Regions from separate parts of the Mus musculus genome. Here region 1 is linked to region 2. The links are chromatin contacts, found by POLR2A ChIA-PET in ENCODE. All regions are on one chromosome and are shown on one strand. Each heading gives the region's core, a stretch centred on a gene start or an enhancer-like site at or near the end of the contact. The rest is flanking DNA. Distances are from core to core; before and after follow the strand shown. Region 1 overlaps Tgfbr3 (transforming growth factor, beta receptor III). Region 2 overlaps Tgfbr3 (transforming growth factor, beta receptor III).

The links. ChIA-PET counts read pairs that join two places held with the same protein, here RNA polymerase II (POLR2A).
Region 1: POLR2A ChIA-PET joins it to region 2 with 15 read pairs in Patski. The contact joins two enhancer-like sites. POLR2A ChIA-PET finds 5 or more read pairs at or near these places in 2 of 5 experiments (Patski and embryonic stem cell).

What each region holds. Positions count from the first base shown.
Region 1 is chr5:107,267,049-107,272,969 of GRCm38, forward strand. All of the region lies in intron 1 of Tgfbr3 (transforming growth factor, beta receptor III), which reads right to left. Among named protein-coding and RNA genes, the nearest start is that of Tgfbr3, 20 kb to the right of the region's middle. Within about 2 kb of position 1,288, at least 1 of the 3 ENCODE cell types and tissues checked has a DNase peak (open chromatin) inside an H3K27ac peak, as active enhancers do.
Region 2 is chr5:107,119,833-107,125,304 of GRCm38, forward strand. It overlaps Tgfbr3 (transforming growth factor, beta receptor III), which reads right to left. Exons shown (of 17, transcript NM_011578.4): 15 at 1,528-1,575. Among named protein-coding and RNA genes, the nearest start is that of Gm42146, 28 kb to the left of the region's middle. Within about 2 kb of position 1,424, at least 1 of the 3 ENCODE cell types and tissues checked has a DNase peak (open chromatin) inside an H3K27ac peak, as active enhancers do.

The DNA of each region.
Region 1 (5,921 bases), core at 38-2,537, 150 kb after region 2:
TGCCACATTGCAGAAAAACTCAGTCCTGGGCCATGTGATCCAGAAGCCTCTTTCTAACCATTTCTGGTTCCTGTCTAGAGCTCTGTCAAGGTTGTATTGCTGTTGCTTTACGTGTGTGTGTGTGTGTGTGTGTGTGTGTAGTGGGTCTCTGTGTGTCTGGATCTGTGTGTGTCTGGGTCTGTGTGTGAGTGTGGTTTGTTTGAGGCAAGGTCTCACTGTAGTCCTGGTAGGTCTGTACTCACTCTGTAGAACAGGCTGGCCACAAACTCACAGAGATCCACCTGCCTCTGACCCCTGAGTTCTGGAATTAAAGGTGTGGCCGTCATCTAGCTGAGATTTGTGACTGATATGTGTATCGGGGGAGGGGAGGTTGTTGCTTTGTTTGAGACAGTTGAAATATATATATGTATGTGTGAGAGAGAGAGACAGAGATGCAGAGGGAGAAAGAGAGACAGAGACAGAGAGAGGCACAGAGAGAGAGAGAGAGAGAGAGCGCGCACCCAGGTTTATAAGGTGCCACACATATAATACGCTATCAATCAAAAAATATCAGCTATTTTGATCACTACCCCATTCTCTTTGAGGTCTTCTTGCTGATAACTGAAAAGATCGGAGTGTGGTCGGTCATTCATGTAATTCTTAGCTCCTGCCCAACAAGTTTTGTGTATTGCCACAGGGAGAAAGAAGTCAAGGTCAAGGGAGAACAAAGTTACCAGCAATGCTGACAAGTTAGAAAACTTATTTGAAAGCCACGAAATTTACTTCAGCTAACCCCTGGAAGCCTCGCCTTTCTCTCACCATCAGATAAATGGAAATGTCTGTTTGCTTAAGAACTCGACAACAACACTGAGAGTTTGTCTCCCGTTTTTCCTCTTCAAAAATTAGATTTCCTAAATGGGTTAATAAGCTGGAGAGTTTGTTTCCAGGTTTTTTTCTTCAAAAATTAGATTTCCTAAACGGGTTAATAAAGAGAAATCTCCCTGAAAGAATATACCATTTCAACGAACACCAACAGAAATCTTACTAAAGCAAAGACCCATAAGGAGCACTGAGAAGATGGTTTACAGGAGGATTTTTATGGAGCAAATAACCACAGGCAGCCCAGGGCGCGCGTCACCTCTGCTCACATCTGTGCAGGGCCTGTGGGGCTGCGCTGCAATAATCCAGGAGCTTACACCAGTCCTGAAGGAACCATGGAAAGAAAGGCAAATGGCCCTATTAAAAATACGGCCTGCAAATTGCTGACAAGAATATTGGGCAATTATATAATTATTATATAATCGAGCCAAGCTAAACAGTTTGATGCCCAAAGGCAACCACAGCAAGTTCACTCCGGATCTCGAGACATCTCCGAGGAAGTGCAGGACAAGTTGAGACTCCACACAGCTGTGGTGAACAAAGAAGGAGCTTCTTTGAGCTGAAGCCCCTCTTTATGAGAACGTGTTCGAAAAGAAAGCAAACTGCGAGGGTTTTTTTTTTTTTTTTTTTGTCTAATCTCCCCAGTGTGCTGACAGAGTTCTAGGGCCTGGGAGGACAGGAAGGGAATCCCAGGGGTCCCACCTGGCTGATGTCCAGCCAAGACTACAGACCAGAGCTGTGGCATGACTCAGGAATCCAGCCCCTCAGCTGAATGCTGGGTGGAGCCAGGCCTCCATAATTGTGTACCTCTGAAATAAAACCAGAAAACACCAACTCCTCTTTCAGGTGAGGTTCTGTCATAGTCACTTAGCTGCTGACCCGCCTTGACATCATGAAATCTCTTTGGGCTCATGAGCTGTGTGAGTGCGTAAGTAGAACCACTGAGACCCTGGAACAATCTGGAGGCGACTGCAGAGTGATCTCTTTGCTCGCCACCCAAAGCTTCACAGCAGTGTGCTCCACTGCTGGGGATGGGAGCCTTTAGCACCACAAATTAGCAGAAGAAAACAGGGGGGGGGGGGCACTCACAGGTTAAAAACAAAGAAGAATGTGCCGCTTGCTAAGTCTGTTGATTTCGGAGCATGCTGTGTTTACTTCTGAGACCATTAATCAGAGCTGGCTGCTGCACATTCCTGAGAACCAGCAAAGCATTTGGGTAAATACAGGGATTAGCTGAGGAAAGCCTGCTCAACCAAATCCTTGACAGCACCACGAATCTAGACCCACGCTCCAAAGGAGCTACTTAGAAAAGCCTAGACTAAGGAAGGAATGTGTGTGTGTGTGCGTGTTTGTGTCTATCTGTGTGTGTTTGTGTGTCCGTCTGTGTGGTGTGTGTCTGTCTCTGTGTATCTGTGTGTGTGTGTGTGTGTATATTTGTGTGTGTGATGTGTGTATGTCCCTCCGTGTGTGTGTGTGTGTGTGTGTGTGTGTGTGTGTGTGTGTGGTATGTCTCTGTCCGTGTGTGGTGTGTGAGCATCTGTCAATTTGTGTGTGTGGTGTGTGTGTGTGTGTGTGTGTATCTGGTATATGTATATGTGTGTGTCTATGTATATTTGTGTGTGTATATTTATCCATCTGTGTGTGTGTGGTGTGTATGTGTTTGTCTGTGTGTATCGTTGTATATGTGTCTCTATATATAATATATTATATATATTTGTGTGTGTACATGTGTGTATGTTCCTCTGTGTGTGTGGTGTGTCTCTGTCTGTGTGTGGTATGTGTGCATCTGTCAATCTGTGTGTGTGGTGTGTGTCTGTATGTGTATCTGTGTATGTATATGTATGTGTCTATGTACATTTGTGTGGGTGTATGGGGGCATGTATGACACCATGTACATGTATGTACATGTGTGTACATGTGCATTGGGCAGCCCATGCAGATGTCAGAAAACAACTTTGTGAAGTCCTTTCTCTTCCAGCTCTGAGTCAGTTTAAGAATCTAACTCAGTCATCAGGTGTAGGCTATGCACAGCAAGCACATTTACTGTTAGACCATCTTGATGGCCCGGAAGATTTTGTTTGTTTGTTTTAATGAAGGGAAAACATTGTTTTTAGAGGGAAATGTGGCAAAATGGATGTCTGGTAGCCAGGAAGAAAAAAATGTGCTAGCTATTCTTAAGATGGCTAAGTACAGGACACCTTTCAAAGTGAGACATAATTCACAATTAACTTGTAACTGTTCAGTTACTCAGTTAAGAAAGGCAGTCTTAAGCCGGGTGTGGTGGCACACGCCTTTAATCCCAGCACTTGGGAGGCAGAGGCAGGCGGATTTCTGAGTTCGAGGCCAGCCTGGTCTACAAAGTGAGTTCCAGGACAGCCAGGGTTACACAGAGAAACCCTGTCTCGAAAAACCAAAAAAAAAGAAAAAAAAGAAAAAAAAGAAAAGAAAGGCAGTCTTTACATACTTGAAAGCTTGACATATAATAAATAACTGTTTAAAGTCAGCTAGCTAGAGAGTGACTACGACCAAAGAATGTTATATGAATATGTATAAAGGTTATTTCAAAACAACTATTATTTCGGACCAGAGAAATGACATGGCATATTGTGGCACACATGTGCCTGCAATAATAATAATAACAACAACAATAATAATAATAACAATAACAATAATGTTAAATCATACAAAGGAAACCATACTTTATACAACTGATCTATATTAATTTGAAAAGTGTTTTAAATTAGCATAAGTAACTTTTGAAGTTGGAAGCATTTGACTTCACGAGTGAAGAGGGGCCCCAAACGGCAAGATGAACACTTGCCCAGAATAACACAGTAAGGTCAGGACTAGAGACAAGATCTTTTCCATGATCACTGCACTGACCACCACCACTACTCTGCTCTACAAGCAGGCCGCCATTCACCTCCAACATTCCATCTCTGAAACAGAAGGGCAGGGGCTGGCAGTGCTGACAGCAAATACTGACACAGACCCTACACAAAGCACTACTTACTATAACTACGACTTGAGTCTGGACCACAGGGGCAGCTATGATGAACAGGCAGCCTGACGAGGACAAATTCTGGAGTTTTTCACAGCAAGGACACAGACCTGAGTGGTGATGTCTCCTGATACTGACAGGAATCAGACCTGCAGGTCATTTGAAGATCTTGTTCTCATGAGGGCAAGAGAGCTAGCTGACTCTGTCTCCTGCAGATGGTGGCTCTAGGTGGCCCAGGGAGAGCAGTGCTGGGGAGCTTACCCCTGCAGTGTAGACAAGGAAGAGCTGCCACACTTAACCGGCTCAGCTGCCACCCAGGCCCAGATCCAGGGCTCTGAATTGGCCCACCCAAAAATCTATATCATCTGTGAGCTGTTGAGATGTGTGAAATGCAAATCTGCAGGATCTCCACGACACAGGGCAGCAACAAGATAACCAGAGGCGTCTCGGTGAGGACCCAGTATTGATGGCGTCACAGAAAACAGATGCCTTGAACCACACCAACGACTCATAGCAATGAACATTTGCAAGTAAGGATGTGTGGACAGAGGGGTGTACTTCAGGACACACTGCCACAGATTACAGTTTCCACAAAGAGATGCCTTCTATGCATGTGTTTTTTATTTGGAGGCGGGGAACACTGCAAGAGTGAAGGGCAGATATGAGGGGATAGGGAGATAAACAGGACTGGGGTTCAGTATGCGAAACTCACAAAGAATCGATAAAAAGGTTTTTAAAAAGTGTGCTCAACTCTGCCCAGCAAGATCTTTTACATTTTTTATTTTATTTATTATCAGTGTGCTTGTTGTATGTGTCTGTGTGTGCATGTATATGTGTGCATACATGTGTGGTGTGCATATGTGTGCATGCATTTAAGTATATGTGCATGTGTGTGTGGTATGCATGTTGTGTGTGTGCATATGTGTACATGCATGTGTGCAAGCATGTGTGTACATGATACTACACTCACTCACGAGACAGTCAGAGAACACCTTGAGTCAGTTCTCTTCTTCCACCATGGGTCTCAGGGATTGAACTTGGGTTGTCAGTAGTCAGTACTTACTGGCTGAGAGAGCTCACAGGGACTGATACAGTGAGTGGAATTACAACGGTGGAGAGTGGGGGTGGGGTGGGGTGTGGTTCTGTTGGTAGAATGCTTGTTTACCTCACATAAAGTCCTACATTCCACAGTACCACATAAAGCAGGCATCCTGGTTTATGCCTGAACTCACAGCACTGCAGAGGCAGAGGCAGAAGGATCAAGAAGTCCAACATCATCTGTTGCTACGTAGCAAGCTCCAGGCCAGCCTAGGCTGTATGCAACCACTACTCAAAACATCAAAAAGGGAAAATTGACCTGGCCTGAACTTCAGTAATAAGTTATCCCCGAGTTTCCAATGGCTTAGAAATGAATAGACTGGGCAAAATGGCTCAGCAGGCAAAAGTACACGTGCTGTACAAACCCAGAGACCTGAATCTAATCCCTGGAATAAAAGGAGAGAGCCGACGCATGGAAGTTGTTCTTTAACCTTCCACATGAATGTCACGACACAGCCACACCCGAGGTCACATGCACACACCCGAGCTTGTCCATGCATGCGCACACACATACATACACACTAAAAATTTTAAATGTTTCAACTTTGTCAGTTAGATGATTTTCTCTTCTTTTCTCTTCTCTTCTTTCCTTTTTGTGATAAAAACACAGGTTTGAAAATGGTTCAATAAAAGCTGGCAGCACGGTTCTGACTGCTACTCAGTGCTACTCAGGGAAGGCAGTGTGGATTACAACATCAGAGGGTAGCGCGGCAGCCAGGGAGGGGGACACAGAGCAGTAGCTGCTGTGTCTGGTAACACTTGAATGCCCTTTAGACCTGTATGCAGATGCCCACAGCAGCTACTGCCAGGCCTCCTCCACACAGAGAAGCTGGATCATTCAGGCCCCCAGAGGGGGAGGGGAGAGGATTTAGATAAGAAATCTCTGGAATCATATCTAAGTATAGTTGATATTCAGCAAATATTTACTACCACTCTGTGCCAGGCACCAGCCAAGGTGCCAAGG
Region 2 (5,472 bases), core at 174-2,673:
CTTTTACTCCATTCAGAAGCAACCCTAACTGAAAGCTCTAGAAATGAAACCTCTGCGCTTTTGAACTCATACCAACACAAAAGATTCAGCCATAGGCAAAGGTGGCCCCTGAGTACCCAAAGCCATTCGAAGGCTTTTGTTTAGTATTGCCCTATGGAAGGCGTCCCGAAGGACCCAAGCTCTTCCAGCTGCATGCCTGCTGGTGTGTTCATTTACATTCTGGAATAAGGAGGGTGTCTCCACCCACCAGAGGCAGGAGGTGACACAAGATGAGTCAGTCTGACAGAGAGGCAGTCCTGGGAAGGAACACAGAACGAGAAACCAGGAAGAGCCTGGTGGAAGTTACAATGGCAGGTCAACCCTTCAGGCCACGAAGCTTAATCTAGTCCATGGGACAGATACAAAGAGGTGCTGAACCATCAGGGTTAGGGTTATGCCTACAAATGCAAAGATAGCGTGCTCCTAAGTCTTTTAGTAAAAACATCCTGAAATTCCAAAGACAGAGATGTCACTTATGAAAATAAGCCCAGTGGGTCTGTTACTGAGTTTGTGGTTCTCCATTATTCCATAATCTCCTGGAAATAAGTCACTTAGAAGAACATAAAAAGGGCTTTCTATAAAAGTACTATAAAGAGTGATTTGTATAAAGCACTCTTGAGACAGAGATGGGCGAATCTCTGAGTTTGAGGCCAGCCTGGTCTACAGAGTGAGTTCCAGGATAGCCAGGGCCACACAGAGAAACCCTGTCTCGAAAAAAAAACAAAAAAACAACAAACCAAAAAATAAAAATTAAAAAAATAAAGAAAAGAAAAAAAAAAGAAAGTTAAAGAAAAGAATACTATGTATGTCTTGCGGTCAGCAATGGGAACAAGTCCTGGGAGTCTCCAGGAAGAAAACAATACAGACTATCCTCACAGGGACATATCATCTAGAACTCTGGGTGGATGGCAAGACGCCAAGGTGGAGTCCTGCTTCTGTGCCAATGATAACCATGGAAACTCACTTCAATAATATACAAAATGATAACCACCTACATGACTCCCAACTCATTGCCCTGTACCAATGGTGCTGAACACCGGTATGCTCTTACTCTCCCTAGCTCTCTCCATCCCTTGACCTAAAAATAGTCTTGAATGTGTGGTGCTGAGTTCCTCTCAGCAGGTAACCACCACAGGCAGAATTTGAAGCAAACACTCCAGATTGGATGACAGGGAAAAAACAAAAAACCCACAAATAATTAACTTGGTAAAGTGAGGCTGTAGCCTTCCCACTCTGGCTACATGTGTCAGTGGGTCAGCAAATTAAGGTTTTCATGCAGCGAAGGTAGAGACCGCAGGAATAGGAAGGGAGGGGGGTGAAGGAAGGACAGGGGAAGGGAAAAGGAACGCATGAGAGGAAAGGAAGAGGAAGTGGGCAGGACTGCCCAGTACTCCTTATCAGCTCAGCTTGGCACGACTTCTTCCCGAACCAGCACATTCTTAGAAAAGGCCAGAGGCTTTGCCTGGAAATAGTTGCATAAAGACTTACGTGGAGGAGGAGGAACCGGACTGGACTCCTTCATGTTTGGAACATTTTCTGAAACAAAAGCATAAGTCACAATGCATTCCACTGACGTAAGGGATCATCGGGCTCAGCAGAGCAGACGTTTTTCTATTTGTTTGTGTGTGTGTGTGTAATCCTATGGGGGTGCTACTGGAGGCTAGTATTGGATTCCCTGGAGCTAGAATTATAAGTTGTGGGCCACCTGACTTGGGTGCTGGGTGCTAACCTCTGGTTCTCTAGAAGGGCACCCAGCTCTCTTAACTGCTGCGCCATCTCTCCAGCCCCATCTTAATAAATACTTTGTGAAACCGCTACCAGTATTCCTCTTTACATATCAAAAGTCCATCTCAGAAAAGTTAGGCACTGTAGTTTGCTAATGAGAGATTACAGAGAAGGAAAGCCAAAGGCACCCGAATCTAAGGGCTCTGAGTCTGACTGCGCGCATGTATTCATCTCATTATCTATACAAGGGTTCAATACCGACAAAAACCGTGCATCTCCAATACAGTCACAACACTGTTCCCGCTTTTAAACATTCTCTTAATAATTTACAGCTTTCAGCTGGGCATAGCGGCAGGTGTCTTTAATCCTAGCACTCAGGAGGTAGAGGCAGGTGTGTTCGAGGCTAAGCCTGGTCTACATAGAGACCAGGGTTTCAGGACAGCCAGTACCACATAGTGAGACCCTGTCTCATAAAAACAACCACCACCACCATCTACTGCTGTTGTAACTTCTCTACTTAACCACACGGTTAGGTTTGGCTTCGCTATTGGTGTTACCAGATTCATTCTCTTCTCAGCATATTCCAAATGTTTTCTCCTACTGGGTCCCCTCACAGTGAACTCCCGAGACCCCCAGGGACTCTCCTTTGTATACATAGAAAAACAAGTGCGGTCTGCTTCCAATGAAACATAGTATCTCCTCTCCTTTCCCAGGTCCTGACGCTGGTGGCTCCTCCTTCTTTAAGGTTTGCACAGGCTCATTCAATTACACTTATAAACTAATTCCTGCTGTGCTGGCCCTGGTCTCTCCACATTGCTCATCCCCCTTTCCTGTTACATGGGCTGCATCCTAACACGCTAGAGTGCCAGGCAGTGTGGAGGTTCCCAGCGTTTCTTTTTGTCCAGCCTTCAGGAGAAGCTGGGACTTGGACTTCTAGAGGTGCCTGGTGACAGGTGCTTAAAATGCTGACACCCTTTTGGAAAATGGTGGAAACAAGAAATAAGATGACAAAAAGTTTAGGTGCGTCAATAATTCTGTAGCTTCGCAGTCGTAGAAGGCCACAGATCCGAGAGGTTTTATATGATGCTAAACCCTGTTGAGGCAGGCAGAGAAAGAATTTGCAATTACTACTTTACAAATGAGTGTGGTCTGAGACTCTGATATCCTGTGACCTGCCCAAGATCACAGCTGGGAAGCATCAGGGCCAAGGGCTGAGCCACAATTTCTGACTCTTGCCTCCAGGCTACAGAGGAGTGCAAGTCCTTGCCCTCAGCTGGGGAAGTCCTGCCTTAGTAACTACTGTTACTTAGTAACTGCTGTTACACAGGGCTTGTTGCTCTCCACAGTGAGATGGGCTTAAACCAGGGTGCCGACACTGTGGCCTGGGATGGGAAATTGCAATTTGAAATGATTTATTTAAAGAAAGCAAAAGAAGAAGAATATTGCATGAGGTGAAAATTACATGAAATTCAAGTTTGTTCCATAAGCACAGTGCCCTATGATCTGAGCACTTGAGGCAAGGGCTGGATATGTCCCAAACCAAATGTATTATCTCTCTGCCTTTCCTAGAAAAAGGGTGAAGAACCTGTGGTTCAGGCTCCACCTTTCTCTTCAGAGTTTAAACATGGTCTGTGCTCAGTGTCTCTCCGTTTCAGCTCCTTCATTCAATAAAGACACACTTTTCATTCATAGCAAAACAACTCTGACAAAAAAGAATTTGTGGAGTTTAGACCAAAATTATGCAAGCTGGCCTTATTAAATTAAAAACAAATAATAAGGTTGACATCGGGAAAAGAGATCGTTGCTTGTTCTCGGGGCTAACAAGCTCAGTTGGACCAAGTCCAATTCCTAAATGATCAATAACTGTATGGATCCCTTAAAGTGAGGATCATGGTGGCCCCCGATGAGGAAACGTTTGTGCTACATTTTGATACAATTACCAAGAAAATTAAAGCGCTTTAAAAAAAATCAATTCAGAGGGCCAGGCATAGTGTATCGTCCTATAACCCCAATCCCTGGAAGGCGGAAGCAGGATTACTGTTCGTTAAGGGACAGGTTGGATACACGGTGGCTTTGGATCAGTTTGGGCTGCATAGTGAGACTCTGTGGTGTTTGATTGCTCATGTGACACAAGGCAGAAATACCTCGGAGGAGAGTTGTACTGAGGGGCTGTCCACATGGAGGTGTGGAAGCATGTCTGGGGGAGGGGAGGACTATCTTAAATTAATTGATGTGGGAAGACTCGGTCCAGTATGGGAGGTGTTATTCCTAGACAAGGGTCTTAAATTTGCACAAGAGAGATGGAGCAAGTGTGTGCGCAGAGGTTTCTTTCTACTCTTGGCCCCTGGTATGGTGAGACTAGATTCTTGAAGTTCCTGCTTTGATTTCTTCCAAGGAATAGACTGTAAGCTAGAACCACAAACTAAATAAACGACTCCCCTCTTCTATGTGGCCTTTTTGTTGTTGTTTGGATATTTTATCACTGCACAAGACATGAAACTAGAACACTGCCTTAGGGGGAAAATAATACAATTCAGTATACAGAACTTGCACTCGTTGTACCAACTATAAAATGCATTTAGGAGGGGCTGGAGGGATGACTCAGTGGTTAAGAGCACTGGCTGTTCTAGAGGACCTGGGTGTGATACCCAGCACCCACATAGTGGCTTACAATTATTGGTAACTTTAATTTCGGGGGTCAGATGCTCTCTTCTGGCCTCTGAGCCCATCAGACAGGTGAGTGGCACACAAATACACACAAAGGCAAGACACCCCCACATATAAAATAATAAAATACATTCTTTAGAGCGATGCACTTTCTGGCTGGGGGTGTAGCACACTTGGTAGAGCACTTGCCTGGGTATCAGCTTCGTGGCAGCACGAACAACACTCACTCTAACATTTATAGATTTGTGCAGTACGATAAAGTAAACAAAAATCCTGCTCCTTTTACCTCCACCGTAAGAACTCCATGAAGTGGAAGCATCTAACCACAAAACCCACCTACTTTCAGGAATTAGCAGTTTGATTCACTGAAGTAAGCGCAAAGGCATTTGGCGGTCTCAGCAGTGTGCATCACGCAAGAAGTGTGTGCACACTCACTTCTGGGAAGAGCTCCATGGAGTCTTCCGCCTGCGGTTAAACTTTCTCACTCAGAATCCCCAAGTGGTTTGAAAAGAATGATTCTCCCCGGGGGAGACCTCACATGTAAGCATTTAGGTTTTATGACAAGGCCTTCCTGATGGATGGTATTGTTTAAAAGTTCTTAATGGACTTAGGGTGTGATCTAATACTCTCCCTTTGCCCCAAACAGGGGGCTCTCCCAGAGAGCTAAACAGAAACACCCCTGCCTCATTTCCTTGAGTCAAGTCCCTTCTTGACTATCTGTGCAGAGACAAGCCTACACAGCAGGGCAGAGGCTCCAGGGTTTATCCTCTAACAGTTCTTGTTCCCCATAACCCCTGAGTATAACTAAAATAGCGTCGGCCGTAACAATATTGACTTTGGGCTTAGGGGAAAAGACTGTTAAAAAGGAATCCTAGATATTGCTGTAAAGATAATTTTAACAGTAGATTTCTTTGCAGAAAGAATACACTATAATCAACATTCTGGAGCAAATCTTTTCATATACTCTGAACAACTTTTGGTTTACCTCTAGAACCAAAACTTCCCCCCTCCGGCTGTTGGGCAGGGCTTTCGTGAATGCGC